Linked DNA regions of Homo sapiens: region 1 is linked to region 2. A link is a contact called in ENCODE Hi-C or POLR2A ChIA-PET data. All regions are on one chromosome and are shown on one strand. The core of a region is the stretch at or near the end of the contact, and the rest is flanking DNA. Distances in the headings are between cores, read along the strand shown.

What was found. Hi-C counts contacts between places; a loop is a spot of excess contacts on that map. ChIA-PET counts read pairs that join two places held with the same protein, here RNA polymerase II (POLR2A). Pooled maps may share reads with other maps.
Region 1: POLR2A ChIA-PET joins it to region 2 with 10 read pairs in WTC11. The contact joins two enhancer-like sites. A Hi-C loop is called at or near these places in 1 of 50 pooled maps. POLR2A ChIA-PET finds 5 or more read pairs at or near these places in 4 of 52 experiments (HEK293, OCI-LY7, PC-9 and 1 more).

What each region holds. Positions count from the first base shown.
Region 1 is chr7:102,172,397-102,177,861 of GRCh38, reverse strand. All of the region lies in intron 10 of CUX1 (cut like homeobox 1), which reads right to left. Among named protein-coding and RNA genes, the nearest start is that of SH2B2, 110 kb to the left of the region's middle. Within about 2 kb of position 2,346, at least 4 of the 41 ENCODE cell types and tissues checked have a DNase peak (open chromatin) inside an H3K27ac peak, as active enhancers do.
Region 2 is chr7:101,896,479-101,902,340 of GRCh38, reverse strand. The region is part of intron 1 of CUX1 (cut like homeobox 1); the gene reads right to left. Among named protein-coding and RNA genes, the nearest start is that of CUX1, 82 kb to the right of the region's middle. RefSeq lists enhancers at 1,501-2,000, 5,528-5,862. Within about 2 kb of position 3,945, at least 4 of the 41 ENCODE cell types and tissues checked have a DNase peak (open chromatin) inside an H3K27ac peak, as active enhancers do.

The DNA.
Region 1 (5,465 bases), core at 1,097-3,596, 280 kb before region 2:
CAGCCCAGCAGGGATGCGGCAGGATGAGTGAGATGCAGAAAATACACTTATTAGTAATGAAAAGTGTGCGGGGTGACCACTGTCAAAGGAGACTTAAAACAGAGGCCAGAGTCAGAGCTGAGAGGCAGGGGGTTTAGTAAGATGGCCAGGAAAAGACTCACTGAGATGGTGATGTGTGAGCAGAGACCTGGAGGAGGAGGAGGTGGGGAGGGGCTGCTGAGCGTTGGGGAAGAGGGAAGAGTGCTCCAGGCAGGGGAACAGCAGAGTGGGTGGCTCAGAGGAGGAAGCCTCCCTCCAATGCTCCCAAACCACCGAGATTTTCCACCACAAGGTGGGATTCAAGGTCCTTGAGATTCACTGTTAAATTACCCGGAAGCTGAGATATTGTCTGACAAATTGAAAACTCTGTATCAGCATTTTCTTTTTCTTTTCTTTTTTTTTTTTTTTTGAGATAGAGTTTTGGTCTGTCGCCCAGGCTGGAGTGCAGTGGCGCGATCTCGGCTCACTGTAACCTCCGTCTCCTGCGTTCAAGCAATTCTCCTGCCTCAGCCTCCTAAGTAGCTGGGATTACAGGTGGGCACCACCACACTTGGCTCATTTTTGTATTTTTAGTAGAGATGGGGTTTCACTATGTTGGCCAGGCTGGTCTCGAACTCCTGACCTCAAGTGATCCACCCACCTTGGCCTCCCAAAGTGCTGGGATTATAGGCATGAGCCACTGTGCCCGGCCAGTATTTTATTTAATAAAAGAATTAAAAGATGTGGAAAATGTATATTTGGTGTTCCTTTGTTGAAGAACTCTTAGGATAATTGATGTGAAAAAAACCTGGCTACCCACCCCTTAACCTCACTAAATGCTCATTGTGGAAAATACGCAAAATAGAAAAAAGCTAAGGTATTAAAAAAAAAAAAAGGAAAAAGTCAAATCTGTAATTCTACTTCTCAATGACTCAAGTAGTACTTTTTTCAACCTTTAAAAGTAATCACGGGGCCAGGTGCTGTGGCTCACACCTGTAATCCAAGCACTTTGGGAGGCAGAGGTGGGTGGATCACCCGAGCTCAAGAGTTCGAGACCAGCTTGGGCCACATGGCGAAAACCCATCTCTACAAAAAAATACAAAAATTAGCAAGGCATTGTGGTGCATGCCTATAGTCCCAGCTACTCAGGAGGCTGGGGCGGGAGGATTGCTTGAGCTTGAGGAGGTTGAGGCTGCAGTGGGCCATGATTGCACCACTGACCTCCAGCCTGGGTGACAGAGCGACTCTGTGTCAAAGCAAAAAAAAAAAAAAAAAAAAAAAAAAAGGAATCCTGGCTCCTGAAAGATTCTGAAATATTTTCTGCAGGGCAGATGCAATTCTGGGCATGACAGACGGGGACAGGGGTGGAGAGGGCAGAGCTGCATGGTGTCTATGACAGCCGAATCCTGGGGGCAGCTCATGCTGTAACACAGAAAGCCACTGTCCTTGCCGCTGTCCCCCCTCTGAAGTGCTCAGTTTCACGTCCTGATCTTGCTTGTATTGTGGGGAAAGGGTGGCACCGTGGCCCCAGCTGGCAGGTACAGCTGGGCCATCCCATGCACCGTGTGCTCACCACGGATTTTCAAATTTGGGGACAGGCAGGCATTCACTCAGGGAAATAATGTTTTATATCTCCCTCGGGGAAAATGAGGCCTTTACCATTTAAGTCTGTAAAGTTTTGTGTGCAAAGAGGGTACTCCTTCCTGCTTCTTTGATTTGTATGAGGTTGTAAAAGAGGTGTTTCGGTTCTCCTGACCTCTGACAGCTGTGCGCGTGGCCCTGGGGGGCTGGAGCGAGCATCTCCTGTCGGCTTATTTACCAGGCACAGGCTGTCCAGGCCCGTTCTGTGCAGCGTGAGCTGCAGGGATCGTTGCCAATTTGCAAACTGTTGCTGGTGCACAGTGAGGCAATTACAGAAATCGAGAATAAGTGTTTAGAAACTTTTATAGCGATTCGGCATTTCGGTGACATTTTAAATGTCTTTTATATAAAACGATCAGTCTGCCACAGACTGGAAATTTAAAAAACAAAACAAAACTGTCCATCACAGGGAGTCTGGAAAGCACCGCTCTGAATAATGCCGGGCAGGGCCAACGTCACGAGCCCTCCAGGGTAGGAGGACCAGGACAGTGGCACGTGGGGCTGAGCCACAGGAGGGGGGAATGGGTGGGCCTCGGGAGGGCTGGCGGGACCTTGTCGGAAGGAAAGGGGGCTCCATCTCAGGGTGGGTGCCGGGGAAGGGCGGAGGACATGCAGGCAGGTGCAGAGGCTGGCAGGAGTGTGGGGCAGGGCTGGAGGAGTGACAGCTGCCAGGGGTAGCCAGAGGCGCCTGGACATGTGGTGGCAGCCCTGGGGAGTCCCTGCCAGCTCTGGAGCAAGGAGGGGACATGGCAGAAGTGACATGTAGGGAGGTCAGTCTGGGCACAGGTTGAATCATGCTATATCACGTCTTCATCTTAATCTTCCACCCTGAGGGGTGCTGGCCATAGACACTGATTAAAGGGCTTTTACGAAAAGGGTCAGTAAAACCAGCCAAGGGAATGTGGGTTTTACAAGGCGCAAGTCAAAGTGAATGTATCTGGGACAGGTGCTTCCAGTGACACAGGTCAAAGGTGTGGATTTCAGTGCTGTCCCTGGACCCAGAGTGGGGACCGGGCAGCGGGTGGTCGAGGGCTCAACTCCTGCGCCCGGCTGGGCATGGCCACAAGAGCTCGGCCACACTGGCCAACTCCCAGCAACTCAAGCCACAAACTCCTCCTTCATAAAACAGCAAAAATCATCGCTGTCTCGCACGAACTAAATGAGGTGAAAATGAACCCCAAAGCAGTAAGACCTTGGAAATGACACAGACATGACCATCCTCCCTCTATCTGTTTTTTTTGTTTTTGTTTTTTGAGATGGAGTCTTGCTCTGTCACCCAGGCTGGAGTGCAGTGGTGTCACGTCAGCTCACTGCAACCTCCCCCTCCCAGGTTCAAGCGATTCTCCTGTCTCAGCCTCCTGAGTAGTTGGGATTACAGGCACATGCCACCATGCCTGGCAAAGGCAAATTTTTATAGTTTTAGTAGAGATAGGATTTTGCCATTTTGGCCAGGCTGGTCTCGAACTCCTGACCTTGTGATCCGCCTGCCTTGGCCTCCCAAAGTGCTGGGATTATGGGTGTGAGCCACTGCGCCTGGCCCATCCTTCCTTTATCTGAAACTGTGGCTCACTCCATCTCAACACAGTGGGCACTCCCAGTTGTGCTGTCACAAGGACATAAGGGAGAATGAAGAAAGAAACAGAGAGGGGCTTGGGGAGCGATCCAGGGGGCCTGGATGAGAAGCAGCGGCCTGTCAGTCCATAGGGTGATGGCTGGGAGAGACATGGGCAAAAGCTAGAGAGGAAATCAGAGAGAGGAAGAGGTGGCCTTCAAAGCTTTAGGGAGGCTGGGTGCGGTGGCTCACGCCTGTAATCCCAGCACTTTGGGAGGCTGAGGTGGGCAGATCACCTGAGGTCAGGAGTTTGAGACCAGCCTGACCAACATGGTGAAACTCCATCTCTAGCAAAAATACAAAAACTAGCCAGGTATGGTGGCGCACACCTGTAATCCCAGCTATTCAGAAGGCTGAGACAGGAGAATTGGTTAAACCCAGGAGTGGAGGTTGCAGTGAGCCCAGATTGCGCCACTGCACTCCACCCTGGGTGACAGAGCGGGGCTACATCTCACTAAAAAACAAACAAACAAACAAAACTATGCAAAGCCCAGCATGGCTGCAAACTTGGGCCAGCAGCTCACTCAGTGACCGCTCACCTTCTAGAATCGGAGATTCCACTGGGATACCCAATGGATGGGTTTTGGCCTTTGCTAGATCTACAGACTCCACCGTTTCTCTGCTGCATTCTGCCAGCCAAGCCCAACAGACCATTTTTCCGCTGGCCCAGTTTCCTATGTTTGCTCCCCAACTGGCTGCAGCTGGAACCCACTGGCTATGTGGGAATACACGCCCGCGGGGAGCCCCACGGGGCTGCTCTGGGGAGACTGAACCGGTGCCATGTAAACACGGCACTTAACCGATGATGAAGTGTTTAAGCGCCCCTAGGATCCACAACGGACTCTACCTGCAAAAACATTCATTTCCTTCTGAAATGTTTTGGTTGCTGCAGTCCAGGATAGTGCCAGAATTCTTTTCAACCAAAACACTGAGCTCAGGGGCCCCGTGTAGACACATCAGAATGGACGACTTCCTTTGCAGAATGAAGCAGGACCCCAGGGGCCAGGGGAAGCCGCTGACCCTGTCCTGAAGGCTGCCTCCCACCCTAGCCATGGTGCTGGATCCAGTTTGTCTAAACTTAGAGGAAGGAACTGTAACAGAGCCAAGGGGACATTCAGTTAAAATTAAGTTCCAGAGTCCATGAAGTATGAAGGACGTGATGGCCTGCTCAATGCAAATCTTTTCTCTACATCCAGGAACACTTCAATCATATCTTTTTTTGTTTTGTTTTGTTTTGAGATGGAGTCTTGCTGTCGCCCAGGCTGGAATGCAATGGCACGATCTCACTGCACAACCTCTGTCTCCCAGGTTCAAGCGATTCTCCTACCTCAGCCTCCTGAGTAGCTGGGATTATAGGCGCCCACCATCACACCCAGCTAATTCTTCTATTTTTAGTAGAGACAGGTTCTCGCCATATTGGCCAGGCTGGTCTCAAACTCCTGATCTCAGGTGATCTGCCCGCCTCGGCCCCCCAAAGTGCTAGGATTACAGGTGTGTGCCACCACACCCAGTCTCATATTTACTTTTTTGGAGACAGGGTTTCTCTCTGTTGCCCAGGTTGGAGCACAGTGGCACAATCATAACTCACTGCAGCCTCTGCCTCTTGGGTTCAAGCAATTCTCCTGCCTCGGCCTCCTGAGTAGCTGGGACTACAGGCACATACCACCATGCCCAGCTAATTTTAAAATTTTTGTAGAGATGGGGTTTCGATATTTTGCCCTGGCCGGTCTCAAACTCCTGGCCTCAAGTGATCCTCCTGCTTCAGCTTCCCAAAGGGCTGGGATTACAGGTGTGAGCCACTGCGCCCAGCAACAAATGTTTTAATTAATGTTAATTTTAAAAAGAAGGCTAAAATCTTTTCTTAGAAGGGAGTCTTAATACCTTGATCTAGATTCATTCCTGGGGAATAATTTAAAAGCCACAGTCTGGGGTGCCAGAACGCCCAATTCAGGTCTTAGCTCAGCCATTAGATTGACTGTGCTTTGGGAAAAGGTGTTTACATTCATGGAGGTTTTGTTTCTTCATCTATATAAAAAAATAGGGCCGGGAATGATGACTCATGCTTGTAATCTCAGCACTTTGGGAGGTGGATAACCTGAGGACAGGAGTTCAAGACCTGGGAGGCTGAGGCAGGAGGATCGCTTGAGCCCAGGTCAAGGCTACAGCGAGCCATGATCACTCCACTGCATTCCAG
Region 2 (5,862 bases), core at 2,696-5,195:
CCAGGTCCTGAGGATAACGCTATTAACCATTGCAAGGGAGGTACCGCCCCATTTCACAGACTGAGGAAGCTGATGATCAGATGACTGACCGGCTTTGTCGAAATCATAGCAGGAGAGGTAGGGCCTGGATTTGAATCCAGATTCGGCCGACTGTCCAACTGAGGCTCTCTGCAGAACACCATGCCACCATCTCTTCCCCATGCCTCTAGCTGAATGCAATTCCCTGTCTCCATGAAACAGGGGGCGAGGTCATCAGTGAAAAACGAGACGGGGCAGGGAAACCGTTGTGGCTGAGTCTCAAAATAGTCCTGCCACTGCCAAAAGGAATAGCTCTGATCTCATCTGCGCTGGTAAAAATGTTTTCCTCCTAAAGTATTTGTTTCAGAAATAAGCCTTTAATTTGAATGCTTTCAGAGCCAACATTTCTGTCTGCTGAAAATATTTATTTCTATTGTTTGGCAGGAATCAATTTGTTAGGGCACCAGCCATTCTGGCAAGGGCTCCCTTCCCCTTCGCGAGGAGAACACTGGCAGGGAAGCCACCCGCGGGCCTGTGGCTCACTCCCTGTTGGGGTTTCTCAGCCACTAACATCTGCCCGGGCAGACACGGGCTGCTGGGGAACAAAACAAACCACCTAGTGTGTGTGTGCCCGGGACATATACGCTTTGGGGGGTCCCTGGGAACGTACAGCTGGGCCTGGTGGGCCACTGGCTGCTTATAACTTGCAGAATTAAAATAGATTTTGTGGCCAGGCACAGTGGCTCACACCTGTAACCCCCGCACTTTGGGAGGCCGAGGCAGGTGGATCACCTGAGGTCAGGAGTTCGAGACCAGCCTGGCCAACATGGCAAAACCCTGTCTCTATTAAAAATACAAAAAAATAGCCGGGCGTGGTGGTGCAAGTCTGTAATCCCAGTTACTCGGGAGGCTGAGGCAGGAGAATCGCTAGAACCCTAGGGGCGGAGGTTGCAGTGAACCAAGTTCACACCACTGCACTCTAACCTGGGCGACAAAGCAAGACTCCGTCTCAAAAACAAATAAAAACAGATTTTGCTTAATTATTTTGCAAGTAGAAGAAGGCTGGTGACCCAATATTGGGTGATTTTTTGTATAGCCCTGTTTCTTCCAGAGCTGGGCCCGCCCTACCCAGGGGCATTACTGGGCCCTAGGAAGCAGTAGGGGCATTTGGGGTAGACCAGGTTCCATCCTGGATTCAGCAGCTTCTTGTTATGGGAACTTGAGCAAGTCACCAAGACTTCCTGAGCATCGATTTTCCCATTGGTAAAATATACCACCTACCTCACCTCCCAGGGTCGTTGGAAAACTATGTGATATATAAACAGAACAAGACATACTCTTCTAAGTTAAAAAAAAGTTCCAGAGAGATAGTAGTTATCATTGTTAGATTCTTCAGTGATTAAGTATCCTGCAACTTACACACATTAGCTCCTTTTCCCATATGCTCTGGGGTTCGGATGGGAGGTGGTGCCTAAGAGAAGGATCCTGCAAGTTAAAAGCTATCACAGTTATAGGTGAAGTGCTAATAACTTCATTTTGAAACTGTCAGGTTTGGCTTTTTTTTTTCTTCTTCTGAATCACAGCTGTGGCTTGCACTAGACCTCTACCTGTGGCTGTGTTCCCTTCTCACATTTTAATTAGCAAATAAAAACTCCAGAAAGCTCTCAAAATGTTTCTGCCTGGATTTTACAAGGAAAAGTTAAAAGATGCCAACTGGCTCCTGGGAAAAAACCAAACTAGTAAGAGGCATCTATCAACAAGGCAGAGCAAGTTCATCCGGAGAGCTTATGCCAGGCCAAGAAATACCATCTCGGAGCCAGCTTTGATTTTATTTTTGCAGTTAATTTTCAAGATTTTCGGTGCCGCATTCAGCGAGTGAGGTTTACAACATCCTGCCATTGGCTGAGAGCTGCTGCCAGCCAGATGGCCCCGCAGAACGACACTCGTATGGCAGAGAGAGCGGGCGTCGCAAGTGATTCCTTCGCTGCCTCCTGGCACCGGTACCGCTGGCTGCCACCAGGAAACCTGGGTTCTGGGCACCAACAGGTTACACTACATGACAGCTCCTGGTGCCAAGAGCGGAGATGCGATTTTAAAGGGGCCGCGTCAATCCTCAGTGAGTTTCACTTCTAGCTCTGCTGGACATGAGGGACACCGGCAGAGGGAAGAGGCTGCTTCATGGGCTGCCCAGAAGTGCTGCTAGTCTCCCCATTCTGGGCGCTGGAACAGTGACTCCAGCTGTCAGCATCACCCCATCCTGTCCAGGGCGCTTTCTACAAGATAGCTGAGGGGCTCTTTAACTTAGACTCTGTAAAGCTAGCTAAAGAGCTATTGCTAACCACCTAAACTCGCACTAAATGAAGATACACAATTAAGAAGCACAATTACAGCTCCTGCCGCTATGTGATGGGGTTCTGGCATGAATTCCCATCCAGTGCCCTCGGCTGGGGCAGCTCCCCACACTCTCCAAGTTCACACCATGCTCGATGGCCCCCTCTTCATCCTAGGTCTCTGTGCCAGGCCCCTGGAGGTAGGAAATTCATGCCAATTACCAAGCTTTCCTGATCCCCCTGTGACTCCTCCAAGTTCAAGTTCTCATCACCGGTTTTTCTCGAACTCTAGACGTGAGTTCTTATGTACACAGACATCAGGACTTTTTCTCTATCAAACTCAGCAAAATGACACCACCTGTTTTGGCCCAGGAAGGACATCTCTCTATACCTGATGTTCTCTGTATGCTGGGCCTCCTGTGACTTCTTTATTTTTTTATTTTTTTGAGACAGAATCACTCAGACTGGAGTGCAGTGGCACAATCCAATCTTGACTCACTGCAACCTCTGCCTCCTGGGTTCAAGAGATTCTCCTGTCTCAGCCTCCCGAGTAGCTGGGATCACAAGAGTGCACCACCACACCTGGCTAATTTTTTTTGTATTTTTAGTAGAGACCGGGTTTTGCCATGTTGACCAGGCTGGTCTCGAACTCCTGACCTCAAGTGATCCACCTGCTTTGGCCTCCCAAAGTGCTGGGATTACAGGCGTGAGCCACTGCGCCCAGCCTCCTGTGATTTCTTGAGGACCAACTGGCAGGGAGGGGATTGTGATCTGGTTTGAAGGGCAAAAGGCCGCTCAGTAATGTGGGATCTATAAGGACCCACTCCACCCCATCACCATCTTATCACTACCACCCAGGGTCTGGACCCCAGAACACTGCCCATGCAGCAACAGGAAGCAACTTGGACCAGGCAGCCTTGGTGATGCTCTCCAGCCACTTCTCTGCCCACGAGGTTCCATCACAGATAAGAAGCCACAGGCAGCCATGCACAAATAGCCGCCAGTGGACGGGGCTCTGGGATGCTGCACCTATGTGCACCAACGCCTTCCACGCCACTCAGTATGTTATTCTTCCAAGCTAGTGTAACTATAAAGGAAATTAGCCGGGTGCGGTGGCTTATGCTTTGTAATCCCAGCACTGTGGGGGGCCGAAGCAGGCAGATCACCTGTGGTCAGGAGTTCGAGACTGGCCTGGCCAACATGGCAAAACCCTGTCTCTACTAAAAATATAAATATTAGCCAGGTGTGGTGGTGCGTGCCTGTAATCCCAGCTACTCAGGAGGCTGACGCAGGAGAATCACTTGAACCCGGGAGGCGGAGGTTGCAGTGAGCCAAGGTCGCGCCGCTGCACTCCAGCCCAGGCCACAGGGCAAGACTCTGTCTCAAAAAAAAAAAAAAAAAAAAAAAGACACAGAAATGGAAAGAAACAAGAATAGTCTCTGAAGGAATCCTGAAGCAGCTTCAGTGAATAAAGTACATACAGGAAGCCGCCCCAAGAAGAGAAAATAGGATAAACTAAGAGGGAATTACGAGCCTGGCACTGAATGGCATTGGAGACTTCCCCGTCCCGGCGGCTGCCAGTTCTTCTCCTCGTCCCCACTGCTTTAAACACGGGGAGCCCAGAGCCAGTGAGCTGCTGACCTGTCAGATCTGACTTCTGGAATAAAAATGAAAAGGCCGAGTGGCAGCCGTAACATGGAATTTCCTTGTTTTTATTAGTTTAAGGCTCTTAAAGAGTGACTTTTACATTGGGGAAAACTTCTCAAATATGTACTACTTGAGACTTAGATCCAGTTACCTCTCACATGTTTTCAATCATTCTGCTTGCCAATTTTACTAGATATCAAAAGACATTTGCGGTTTAAAGCAGGGGAATGGGTCCCCCCCAACCATTCCCCACTCCAAGTACATCTGCGCTCCCTGCGGTGACTCTTCCCCCTAGATCCCTGACCCCTCGGGGCTGCCAAAAAGGCCCACCGGGGTACCGGGGGTGCTACTGGATCCACGCAGGCAAGCTGGGTGGGGGTAGGAGGGTGGTTTATTTCAAGCACTGGTACTGCAGGGGAAGAATTTTTTGGTTTTGGTTTTTAGACAAAAACTATTGATAAAATCCAGCTTTTTACATGACTTGCCACTCACATCAAGTCCAAGGAACAGAGGTTCCTCTTGAAACACACACACCAATAAGCAAAACCCTAAGACTACCACACTGGAAAAAAAATGGTTATTCAGTCATCCATCCCAAGAGCTGAAACTATAAAGATTTGGGGATGATAATATCAGACTGGTCACGCTATAGTCTGGGGTTCATTTAACATTGAAGCTGGGTGTGAAAACAGTAAACTGTTGCCCATGACCTGCGCTGTGATACTTACATCAGCAGAAATAATTATGAAAGTCTAACCAATTGTGTTGTTAGATATCTTCTAACTAAGCACAGAACCTCTACTTTTTTCTTTTCTTTATTTTATTATTATTATTTTTTTTTTTTAAGAGACAACATCTCGCCCTTCACTCAGGCTGGAGTACAGTGGCACGATCATAGCTCACTGCGGGCTTGAACTCCTGGGCTCAAGCAATCCTTCCACCTCAGCCTTTCAAGTAGCTGACACGACAGGTGCATGCCACCATGCCCAGCTACTTTTTAAAAATTTCTGTAGAAATGAGGCCTCGATATGTTGCCCAGGCTTCACTTGCTGTATTAACCAAACACACCCAGGGGTGGCTGAGCCTTCGAGGATGTCAAGCCACAAGATGTCTAATAGCAAATGACGTAAAACTCTGCGCTGTCATCCAGGGACAGAGATGGGAAGAGAGAGTTTGAAACCTCATTAAAAACAAAATGAAACACACTTCCTGCTTCGCAGATGCGTCCTAAATAGTTTGCTTGATATAAATTCAGAGGAAGGCCTAATAAGAGGGAGTAAATGGGTGCTGGCTGAAAGGAGGCTGCCCTTCAAGACAGTTGTGTGTGCGTGACTTTTCTGCACATCAGATAGGCTCAGGGGGGCCACTGCTGAGCCAGGCTTGTATCTTACTCTTCATAGGGACTGACTGCTTGCCTTATACAAAAAGGATAATACTGACTGCTCGTAAGAACTTACTGGGAGTGCGTCTCTAAATTTCTGGTACAAACGTGCACTTTCCCTATGAATACTCAAAGGCAAACAAATCCTCTAAGATGAAAAACTTCATATTTAGTTTGTTAGGGACAGACAGGCTCCACATTTCAGCACAAACATTTATTTTTAATCAAGCTAATTTTTTATTTTTCCCATTTAAGACCTGTTAATTCCATGACTGAGAATTCATCAAGTTTCAGACTGGAATTAATTTTAGCAACTGCTTTATACCAAAAATATTAGTGACGGTAGCTGTGTAACTGGCTTTGCTTCACAGTCTGTCATGGGAAAGTCTGAGCATTTGTGTTCCTTCCAGAGTCTAGTTGGAGCTGACAAAGGCGAGTTCTAAAGTGAGTTCACCATTTTCCCCTGAGGAGCAGAGCTGTCAGAAG